Linked DNA regions of Homo sapiens: region 2 is linked to region 1. A link is an interaction called in ENCODE POLR2A ChIA-PET data of the cell type or tissue named here. Cell type or tissue: Caco-2. All regions are shown on one strand. Region 1 overlaps SPAG9 (sperm associated antigen 9). Region 2 has its middle 4.9 kb from the start of SPAG9.

What was found. Peaks named below come from ENCODE experiments on the same cell type or tissue, not always from the same donor. Only the 100,000 strongest peaks of a DNase experiment are listed, where the experiment ranks them.
Region 2: POLR2A ChIA-PET joins it to region 1 with 10 read pairs; 3 of 35 experiments call an interaction of 5 or more read pairs at or near these places.

The regions. Positions count from the first base shown.
Region 1 is chr17:50,975,352-50,980,351 of GRCh38, forward strand. SPAG9 (sperm associated antigen 9) reads right to left here. Exons shown (of 30, transcript NM_001130528.3): 26 at 4,395-4,566; 27 at 1,757-1,870. Among named protein-coding and RNA genes, the nearest start is that of TOB1-AS1, 110 kb to the left of the region's middle. In Caco-2, no CTCF peak of the experiment used is centred here; a DNase peak (open chromatin) is centred at 2,450.
Region 2 is chr17:51,123,281-51,128,280 of GRCh38, forward strand. No RefSeq gene overlaps it. Among named protein-coding and RNA genes, the nearest start is that of SPAG9, 4.9 kb to the left of the region's middle. RefSeq lists a silencer at 4,814-5,000. In Caco-2, no CTCF peak of the experiment used is centred here; DNase peaks (open chromatin) are centred at 2,302 and 2,991.

The DNA.
Region 1 (5,000 bases):
TTTATCTTCTGATTTTTCTCCCTCACAGTAAGAATATTTCCCTTGAGGGGGTTGGTAAAAAGTTGTGCTTACAAGAATCCAGCCACTACAATAGAGCAGCTTTTATTGATACCAGACTGATGGTGTGCTGCGTACTGTAAAAGACCAGACTCACAAAACATCCCCATTCCATGGGCAAGTAAGTAAATGAAAGAAATATGATCGGTAACAAGAGTAAACGATGTAAATTAATGACAGCTTTAAGAGATGTTTCATGTTTATACTGGAAGGAAAACAAAGTCTGAAAGAAAGTTCAGCTGCAACAAAAGATGATAAATAGACTAAGCTGCTGAGCAGTTTGGTGGCCATGTAACAAACATTAAAAAAAAAAAAAAGACACCTGCTGCGATGCAGTGACTGCAAGTGGATAACATTTAGGAACATTCAAGAGGGTATTCTAGAGGAGTGGTAACAGCCTTACAGTGGCTATTAGAAGCCAGGAAGAAGAGTTTGGTTCAGAATCTGCACTTACCCCTCAGCCCCAGTAAACGTCCCTGGTGGAGGATTACGGCTAAAGTGAGAAAGGAGGAAAGGGGACATGGAGAGGTGCATGACAGGGAGGAGAGAATTACTGTGAGCCACCACTCTCAGCGTCTTCTATCTGGTAAACCTGGTGCTCAAAGCCCCTAACGAAAATAACAAGATCCCACTTGGCATAATACCAAGTAATACATAAAGTTCTTCCCAAGGCTTCTATTAGAATCTCTGCTGAAAAAGGAAAATCTGATTTATGGTGTTTTTTTTTTAAATAATAAAGCAATTTTAGTGAATCTGAATCAAAACACTAAGAACTCAATGTGCAGCATTTCCTAAATGCTAAAATTTCTCCTTTATTTCTCTGTGTGTGTGTGTTTTAAAAAACAAATCCTGTTCCAATAACTATGCTAAAATGAAGCTCTTACAAATAACTGAAATGAACTCTAGGGGATCCTGGAATCTCTTAGGATATAAGGAGAGGTCTAAATATGATTTATAAGTAACTGCAGAAAAGACAGGTGGGATTGAAACCTTGCTTTCTTTTAAAGGCTTCCGAAATACCTTCTAGTCTTTCTCCCTCCTCTGGCCTGAAAAAAGGTATGGTGATTTTGAAGTGTATATGTATTAATGTATTTTATAGACTTACAGTATTTGCTTTTAAACCATTCCCTGCCATGAATTTTGCAACACAAAAACATTTACTTAATGGATGATTAATGTAATGGAACATCATATGAGAAACACACGAGGTATATTTTATTCATAAAAACAATAAATCACATTCTTTTAAAATAGAAGATAGATGGAAAGGCTTGCTGAACTCCTGAGAAACTTCTTCCACAACTTTTTTTAAACCTCAAATAAGACAAATGGAATATACTAAACTATCTGCTAAGGAGATATGAAAAACTAAGATGAATGCTAGGTAGTGTTTTTGGATAATGGTATAATAAGGCTTAAGAAAAATGGACTTTAACTTTTATTTCAAAAGATGAAATAGGACTGTGATTCCTGAACTGTGAAAATGTTTTGACAACGAAAAACTTTTAATTATGAGTATTGGTCTTGATACATGAAAACTTATTTTCCTAGAATTTATAAGTTTCATTGAGTGAAGTAACTATAGCTAGATCTTTGCCATCACTGATTTTCTGAGCTAACACAGATTTGAATTTCAGACATAACTATTTCCTATAATTCTCCTATTTGTTCCATGGCAGTTATCTAAAAATATACTTACTTTCTGTCAATGGGATGGAGATAATGACACCATTTCCTGTCCCCACCCACAAACGATTACAAGACACCATAAGAGCTGTAATTCTCACAAAAGAGAAGCCCAGTTTTCCAGTACCTGTAAAGAAAGGAGGGAACACGTTATTGAGAAACTAAAGCAGACAGTGTTTTACATTCCAAGTTCCTTAGAAGTAGCAGGATTACAAAACAAAAAAAAAAGAAAGAAAGTAGTAGTAGCAGGATTGATACAACACAGAGGAAATGTGACTAGAGCTAGATGGATGTTTCCTGAAGGTTCACATCAAAGTAAGCTCATATTGGGGCTTATTGTCTATCTGACAATTCAGGGTTAATGGAAAAAGAAAAGCCTAAAAGTGGGTAACATAACATTATTAGTTAGAAGAAAAGTACACAGGAAATAGGATACATCAGGAACTGTGACACAGGATTTACTTAGGGAACTGTAAAACCAAACCAACACATAAAACAAAAAACCCCAACAGAAAACAGTGAAACTGGCAGGGCACGGTGGCTCACTCCTGTAGATCCTACAAGGTGGGATGACTGCTTGATCCCAGGAGTTTGAGACCAACCTGGGCAACAGACCTCACCTCTACAAAAAGTACAAAAATTAGCCAGGCATGGTGGCACATGCCTGTAGTCCCAGCTATGTGGGAGGCTGAGGTGGGAGGGTCACTTGAGCGCAGGAGTTTGAGGCTGCTGTGAACTGTGATCCAACCACTGCACTCCAGCCTGTGCAACGGACCAAGACTTTGTCTCTAAAAACAAACAAACCCAGATAAATCAAGTGTCCTTTGATCTTATAAGCTGAAAAAGTTCTGGTTTCCCTTAAGTTTTCTTTGCACAGATAAAAATCTTTGTAAACAAAATCTATACTTTTCCCCTCATTTATATACTTAGGTTCTAAAGCAGTTTAAACATTTTAAGTATTATACACAAATAATTTAGGGAGAACAAACGCATTTTTGTATTTCAAGTTAATTTTTACAACTGATCTTATTTTCAGTGACTTGAAAGACAAATTTATTGAGCAGGTAATACATTTAAGAAAGACAACACTAGTACTCATAAGTTCTACTTACAAGAACTGAGGGCATGATCGCTGAATCACAGTGTTAGAAGGAGGCTTAATTACCATTCAGCCTAACCTAGGAACCTTTAACCTCCAGTCAAAGTAGATCCCTGAAATTAGTTTGTGTTTGCATGTGTATATATTCTAGGGAGAAGGTACATAGCTAGAAATAAGGTTTTCTGAGGGCAGTAACTCTAAATGGTTGAAAACCACTGATCCAGTTCAATCATTTTTCATGAAAGGAATCCTTTATGACATTTCTAATAATCATTATAACACTAGGTCAGGTGCTAAAGATAGAGCAGGGAACAAGACAATGATGGTCCCTGATCTTCACGGGGCTTAGGGTCTGTAGGGGAGAGATTATAAACAAGAATCACATAAGACTGGTACGATCACAATAATGATAAGCCCATGAAGAAAAAGTATGACAGGACCTAAATGGTCTCTCCTGATTATGACAGTTAGGCTATGACCTGAAAGCTAAGTAAGTAAAAAGGGACCAAGAAGAACTTCCCAGGTAGATGATACAGCAGCACATGTGAGGACCCTGAAATGGGAAGGAGCTTGCTGAGCTGTGGGTCGGTATGAGCAAGGAGAGTGTTTGAGAACATGTAAGGTCTCCTGGTCATGTCACCTCACCTAAAGGCAACAGTGGAGGTGTGTGAAGGTAATATCTGCACCTTGGTTACTAGGCAGAGAACAGACTGGGGTGGCAACAGGGAGCCCAGTTAGGAGGCCTGGGGGTAAAAGGATAGTGGTAGAGATAAAGAAGTAACTGATTTAATACAGTTTTAGAGGCAGACTTGACAGTTCCCAGTGACAGATTAGATGTGGGAAATAAGAGAAGAGGAGTCCAAAATGATCCCAACTTTCCATCAAGAACAATAAGGGGCCAGGTGCATTGGCTCATGCCTGTAACACCAGCACTTTGGGAGGCTGAGGTCTGGGCCAATCACTTGAGCCCAGGAGTTTAAGGCCAGCCTGGGCAACACAGTGAAACCTCATTTCTACAGGAAAAAAAAAAAAAAGTAGCCAACATGATAGTGCAGGCCTGTCCAGCTACTGGGAAGGCTGAGGTGGGAGGATCACTTGAGCCCAGGAAGTCAAAGCTGCAGTGAGCCGTGATGGTGCCACTGCACTCCAGCCTAGGTGACAGAGTGAGACCCCGTCTTGAAAAAAAGAAAAAAAAAAAAAAAAAAGAGTAAGGTAGATTGAAACGTCTGACACTTTCAATGATAAAAGTTCACTACTCCTGAGATAACTTAATTCATTGGTTCTACCCAGCATTTTAGACTATTTAAAAATAAAAACAAGGACTGGGTGAGGTGGCTGTGCCTACCTACAGTCCCAGCTACTCCGGAGGCTGAGGTGAGAGGATCGCTTGAGCCCAGGAGTTCAAGGCTATAGTGTGCTATGACTGCACCTGTGCATAGCCACTGCACTCCATCCTGGGCAACAAAGCAAGACCTCATTTCAATAAACACATAGATAGATAAAATAAAACACCCTCTTTGACTGGTAAAGATAAAACGCGTTGGAAGCTTACCTAACATTTTGCTTACATAAGGCTCAATGTCCACATCCTGTAGATGTTGATAAGTGTGTGCATGATAGAGACGGAGCGTAGAATCCAAGCGAATGGAGACCCACACGCCATCCCCCACCCACGCAAGCTGTCGCACTTGGCTCTCCTTCCTGGGATGTGCATCAAAAGATTTCTAGGAGAGATTGTCCAATCACAAAGTTACTTTTGCTACATAGAATTTCATATTTAAAACTGTGCTAATTTGCACAAGTTAGCAGACTATTAAAAGACAAGCCCAAATATTATATATTAAACATGATTACTCTTATATACACAATTGTTTTCATCCTGGAATGCAAAAAATAAAGAACTAAGAACGGGATATTGGACTTCAGCACTATATAGGATATCACCTTATAACAGCAATACTAGCGCATCCACACTATGTAACAGTGCTCAACAGAAAGATTTTTTTTATTTCTTTATTTTTTATTTTTGAGACAGAGTCTTTACTCTTGTCGCCCAGGCTGGAGTGCAATGGCGCAATCTCGGCTCACTGCAACCTCCCCTTCCTGGGTTCAGGCGATTCTCCTTCCTCAGCCTCCTGAGTAGCGGGATTATAGGCGC
Region 2 (5,000 bases), 150 kb after region 1:
CAAGAGGATGGCTTGTGCCATGAGTTGGAGACCAGCCTGGGCAACATAGTGAGACCTTCATCCCTGACAAAAAAAAAAAAAAAAATTTTTTTTGGCCAGGCACGGTGGCTTACACCTGTACTCCCAGCACTTTGGGAGGTCGAGGCGGGCGGATCACCTGAGGTCAGAGGTCAGATGTTCAAGATCAGCCTGACCAATATGGAGAAACCCTGTATCTACTAAAAATACAAAATTAGCCGGGCGTGGTGGCCCGCACCTGTATTCTTAGCTACTCAGGAGGCTGAGGCAGGAGAATCGCTTGAACCTGGGAGGCGGAGGTTGTGGTGAGCCAAGATCGAGCCATTGCACTCCAGCCTGGGCAACAAGAGCAAAACTCCGTCTCCAAAAAAAAAAAAAAAGAATAGAAAAGAAAACAAAAATTTTAAGTACATGCCATGACATAGCTGAATCTTTTTTTTTTTTTTGAGATGGAATTTCGCTCTTGTTGCCTAAGCTGGAGTGCAATGGTGCAACCTCAGCTCACCGAAACCTCCGCCTCCCAAGTTCAAGCGATTCTCCTGCCTCAGCCTCCCGAGTAGCTGGGATTACAGGTGTGCGCCACCACACCCGGCTAATTTTTTGTATTTTTAGTAGAAACAGGGTTTCACTACGTTAGCCAGGCTGATCTCAAACTCCTGACCTCAGGTGATCCACCCACCTTGGCCTCCCAAAGTGCTGGGATTACAGGCGTGAGCCACCATGCCCAGAGATACAGCTGAATCTTGAAAAAGCTAAGTGAAAGAAGTCAGTCACAAAGGACCACATATTGTACAATTCCATTCGTATGAAATGTGAATTTAGTGATTGGCTAGGTCTCAGGGGCATGAGAGGGTGAGATGAGGGGAAATGGGAGTGCCTGCTAATAGGTATGGGGTTTCTTTTTAGGATAATGAAAATGTTCTAAAAATTGATTATAATGGTGAATACACAACTCTGAAAATATGCTAAAAGACATTCAACTTTACACATTAAATGAGTGAATCATATGGTATGTGAATTATATCTCAAGCTATTAAAAAAATATATGAAGTAAAAGTTATGGCTGGTGGGGCGTGGTGGCTCATGCCTGTAATCCCAGCACTTTGGAAGGCCAAGGCGAGCAGATCACTTGAGGTCAGGAGTTCGAGACCAGCTGGCCAACATGGTGAAACCCCATCTCTACTAAAAATACAAAAATTAGCCGGGCATGGTGGCGTGCACCTGTAATCCCAGCTACTCGGGAGGCTGAGGCAGGAGAATCGCTTGAACTGGGAGGCAGAGGTTGTAGTGAGCTGAGATCATGCCATTGCACTCCAGCCTGGGCGATAGACCGAGACTCCATCTCAAATAAATACATAAATAAATAAAATTTATGGCTATAATGATTTTTATAGTAGACCCAATGAAAGCACATCACTCAGTATGATTGAGGTGAAAGAAACTGGTGTTGAAATTAGGAACCTTGTATTCTAGTATGGACTGGTCATTTTGAACAACTTAGGCCATAAACAAAAGAGCAAGTAGTTACTGATTACCCACTTAGTGACAGTCACAAGGATAAGGGCTGTAAACTTCAGCTTATTCATCCGTATGATGAAGGGGTTTGTTAGAAAATCTGTCCCAGCACTTTGGGAGGCTGAGGTGGGAGGATCAGTTGAGGGTAGGAGTTTGAGAGAAGCCTGGGCAACATAGCCAGAGCATTTCTGAAAATAAAAATAAAAAATAAAGCCCAGGTTGTGCTGATGCAGGCCTGTAGTCCCAGCTACTACTTGGGGAGCTAAGCTATAAGGATCACTGGAGCCCAGGAGGTTGAGGCTGCAATGAGCTGTGATGGCACAACTGCACTCCAGCCTGGGCAACAGAGCAATACCACAACTCCATAAAGAAAGAAAGAAAGAGGAAGAGAGTGAGAGAAAAAAAAAAGAAAGAAAGGGAAAGAGGGAAAGAGAAAGAAAGAAAGAAAAAAAGAGAAAGAAAAAAAGAAAGAAAGAAAGAAAGAAAAAAGAAAAATCTGTAAAGGCATTTTTTCGTTGTTTTGTTTTTTGAGATGAAGTCTCTCTCTTGTCCTCCAGGCTGGAGTGCAATGGCATGATCTTGGCTCACTGCAACCTCTGCCTCCCAGGTTCAAGTGATTCTCCTGCCTTGGCCTCCCGAGTAGCTGGGATTACAGGCGCCTGCCACCATGCCCGGCTAATTTTTATATTTTTAGTAGAGACAGGTTTTCACTTTGTTGTCCAGGCTGGTCTCAAACTCCTGATCTCAGGTGACCTGCCCACCTCGGCATCCCAGAGTGCTGGGATTACAGGCGTGAGTCACCATACCTAGCTCCCCCCCGCCCCCGCCTTTTTTTTTTTTTTTTTTGAGATGGAGTCTCACTCTGTCGCCAGGCTGGAGTGCAGTGGTGCGATCTCAGCTCACTGCAACCTCTGCCTCCCAGGTTCAAACGATTCTCCTGCCTCAGCCTCCCAAGTAGCTGGGATTGCAGATATGTGCCACCACGCCCAGCTAATTTTTGTATTTTTAGTATAGATGGGGTTTCACCATGTTACAGGCCAGAATGGTCTCGATCTCCTGACCTCGTGATCCACTGACCTGGACCTCCCAAAGTGCTGGAATTACAGGCATGAGCCACCGCGCCTGGCCTGTAAAGGGTTTTTGCAGTTCTAAAATCCTATGATTCTCTTGTATAATAGGTTGTAATGACAGACAGGAGACAGGGTCTTGATATTGAGTCCCGTTAGTGAACTCCTTCTTATGTAGGCAGTACTACTACCTCCTATATTCAATTGGCTGGATAGATTCCCAACTTCCACCCCTGACCCACAATGAGAGTATCATTAACTAAGAGTTGTTAAGGAAAAATAGGTCATCTTGTGGACTTTAGAGTAAAGTGTTTACTTTTGATTCCTACAGGGAAGGAAATTCCATTTCAAGAGATTCCTTGGCCTTGCAAAAATAGTGAGGACAGTCACGGGGGCAGCAGAGGGGAGCAGTTAATGAGAGCAGGAAGGGAGGAGTTTCTTCCTAAGCATAATAACTATAATCACTGGAAGGCTGAAATTACTAGTCCTGTTGTTTGTCCAGCCTTCTGGAACATATATAGTTATTTCTATGTGAATCAATTTCTCTAGTTTCACAAATGACATTTTCCCACCTGCAAGGAGAGAGTCACTGAAAAAGGAAGAGAAGATGGGGTTCCCCGGGCACAAGGCCCTCTGGTCATGGCAGTGTGAAATGATAAGTAATTCATCACTGGGTACAAACTAACATATGTTTGGTGAGGCAGTCTAGCTATGGAATTCCAGGCTCAGAATGAAAAGCACCAGGGTATTTTTCTGAGTCCTCAGTTTTTCCTTTGAAAGCCTTTTTTTTTTGAGACGGAGTCTCGCTCTGTCACCCAGGCTGGAGTGCAGTGGCGCAATCTCAGCTCACTGCAACCTCTGCCTTCCTGGTTCAAGCAATTCCCCTGCCTCAGCCTCCCGAGTAGCTGGGACTACAGGTGCACGCCACCACACCCAGCTAATTTTTTTTGTATTTTTACTAGAGATGGGGTTTCACCATGTTGGCCAGACTCATCACAAACTCCTGACCTCAGGCAATCTGCCCCCCTTGGCCTCTTAAAGTGTTGGGATTACAGGCGTGAGCCACTGCCCTCAGTTTTTTTTTTTTTTTTTTTTTTTTTTTTGAGACAGTCTCACTCTGTCACCCAGGCTGGAGTGCAGTGGCAAGATCTCAGCTCAGTGCAAGCTCCACCTCCCAGGTTCAGGCGATTCTCATGCCTTAGCCTCCTGAGTAGCTGGGATTACAGGTGCATGCCACCACACCCAGCTAATTTTTATATTTTTAGTAGACACAGGGTTCTGTCATGTTGGCCAGGCTGGTCTCGAACTCCAAGCCTCAAGTGATCCACTGGCCTCGGCCTCCCAAAGTGCTGGGATTACAGGCGTGATCCACCATGCCTGGCCAAAGCCTTTCTTTTTTTTTTTTTTTTTAAGAGACAGGGTCTCACTCTGTCACTGAAGCTGGAGCACAGTGGCACGATCGCTGCTCACTGCAGCCTTGACCTCCCAGGCTCAAGGGATCTTTCCACCTCAGCCTACTAACTACAAATACGCCACCACCCCGGCTAATTTATTTTTTTACTTTTTATCGAGACAAGGTCTGGCTCTGTTGCTCTGGCTGGTCTCAAACTCCTGGGCTCAAGTGATCCTCCCACCTCAGCCTCCCAAAGTGCTGGGATTACAGGAGTGAGCCACTATGTCTGTCCTTGAAAGCCTTTTTAATGTGCCAAAACAAGATGGGTAAATGTATCCAGGTTGAAGTTAGAAGGCCTCTAGACAATAACTATTCTGTTTTACTCCCTGTTCCCCAAGAGCTTTGGATTCACTGGAATTGCCTCTAAGAAGAGGCTGTACACATGGTTGAAGCAGGAATCCCAGTATTGAGGCTGTTTTTGATGGGGCCAAGGAATGTCGGTCATATTTGTGTGCAGGTCTATTTTCTCTCTCCACTTTTTCTGACTTGGGCTGAGTGGATGAAGAGGAGGCCCACCACCACCTCTCAGTATACTTTGTACACATAGAGTTGCATTCATCTGGGAATAAAAGACATATTTTCAAAACAGTAGGTTTGATACAGGACAGGCAAGCTCCCAAATTGGGGCTTAGCCAGGGAGGGTTGTTGGCTTCCTCCAGGAAAGAATTCAAGAGCAAGCTGGTGGTATTAAACAGCAACTTGTATTGAAGTGGCAGTGTATAGCAGCAGCAGAGGTACTGTTCCTAGCGAGCAGGGATACCCCATAGTCGGTGTGCCCAGAATAGCATCTCAGAGGCAGTTCTGCACTCATATTTTTACCCACTTATAATCACATGCAAAATAGGGGGCAGTTTATGCAGACATTTCTAGGAAAAGGGTTGTAACTTCTGGGTTGTTGGGTCATTGCCATGGAAATGGGTGGTAACTTCTGGGTGTTGCCATGGCAA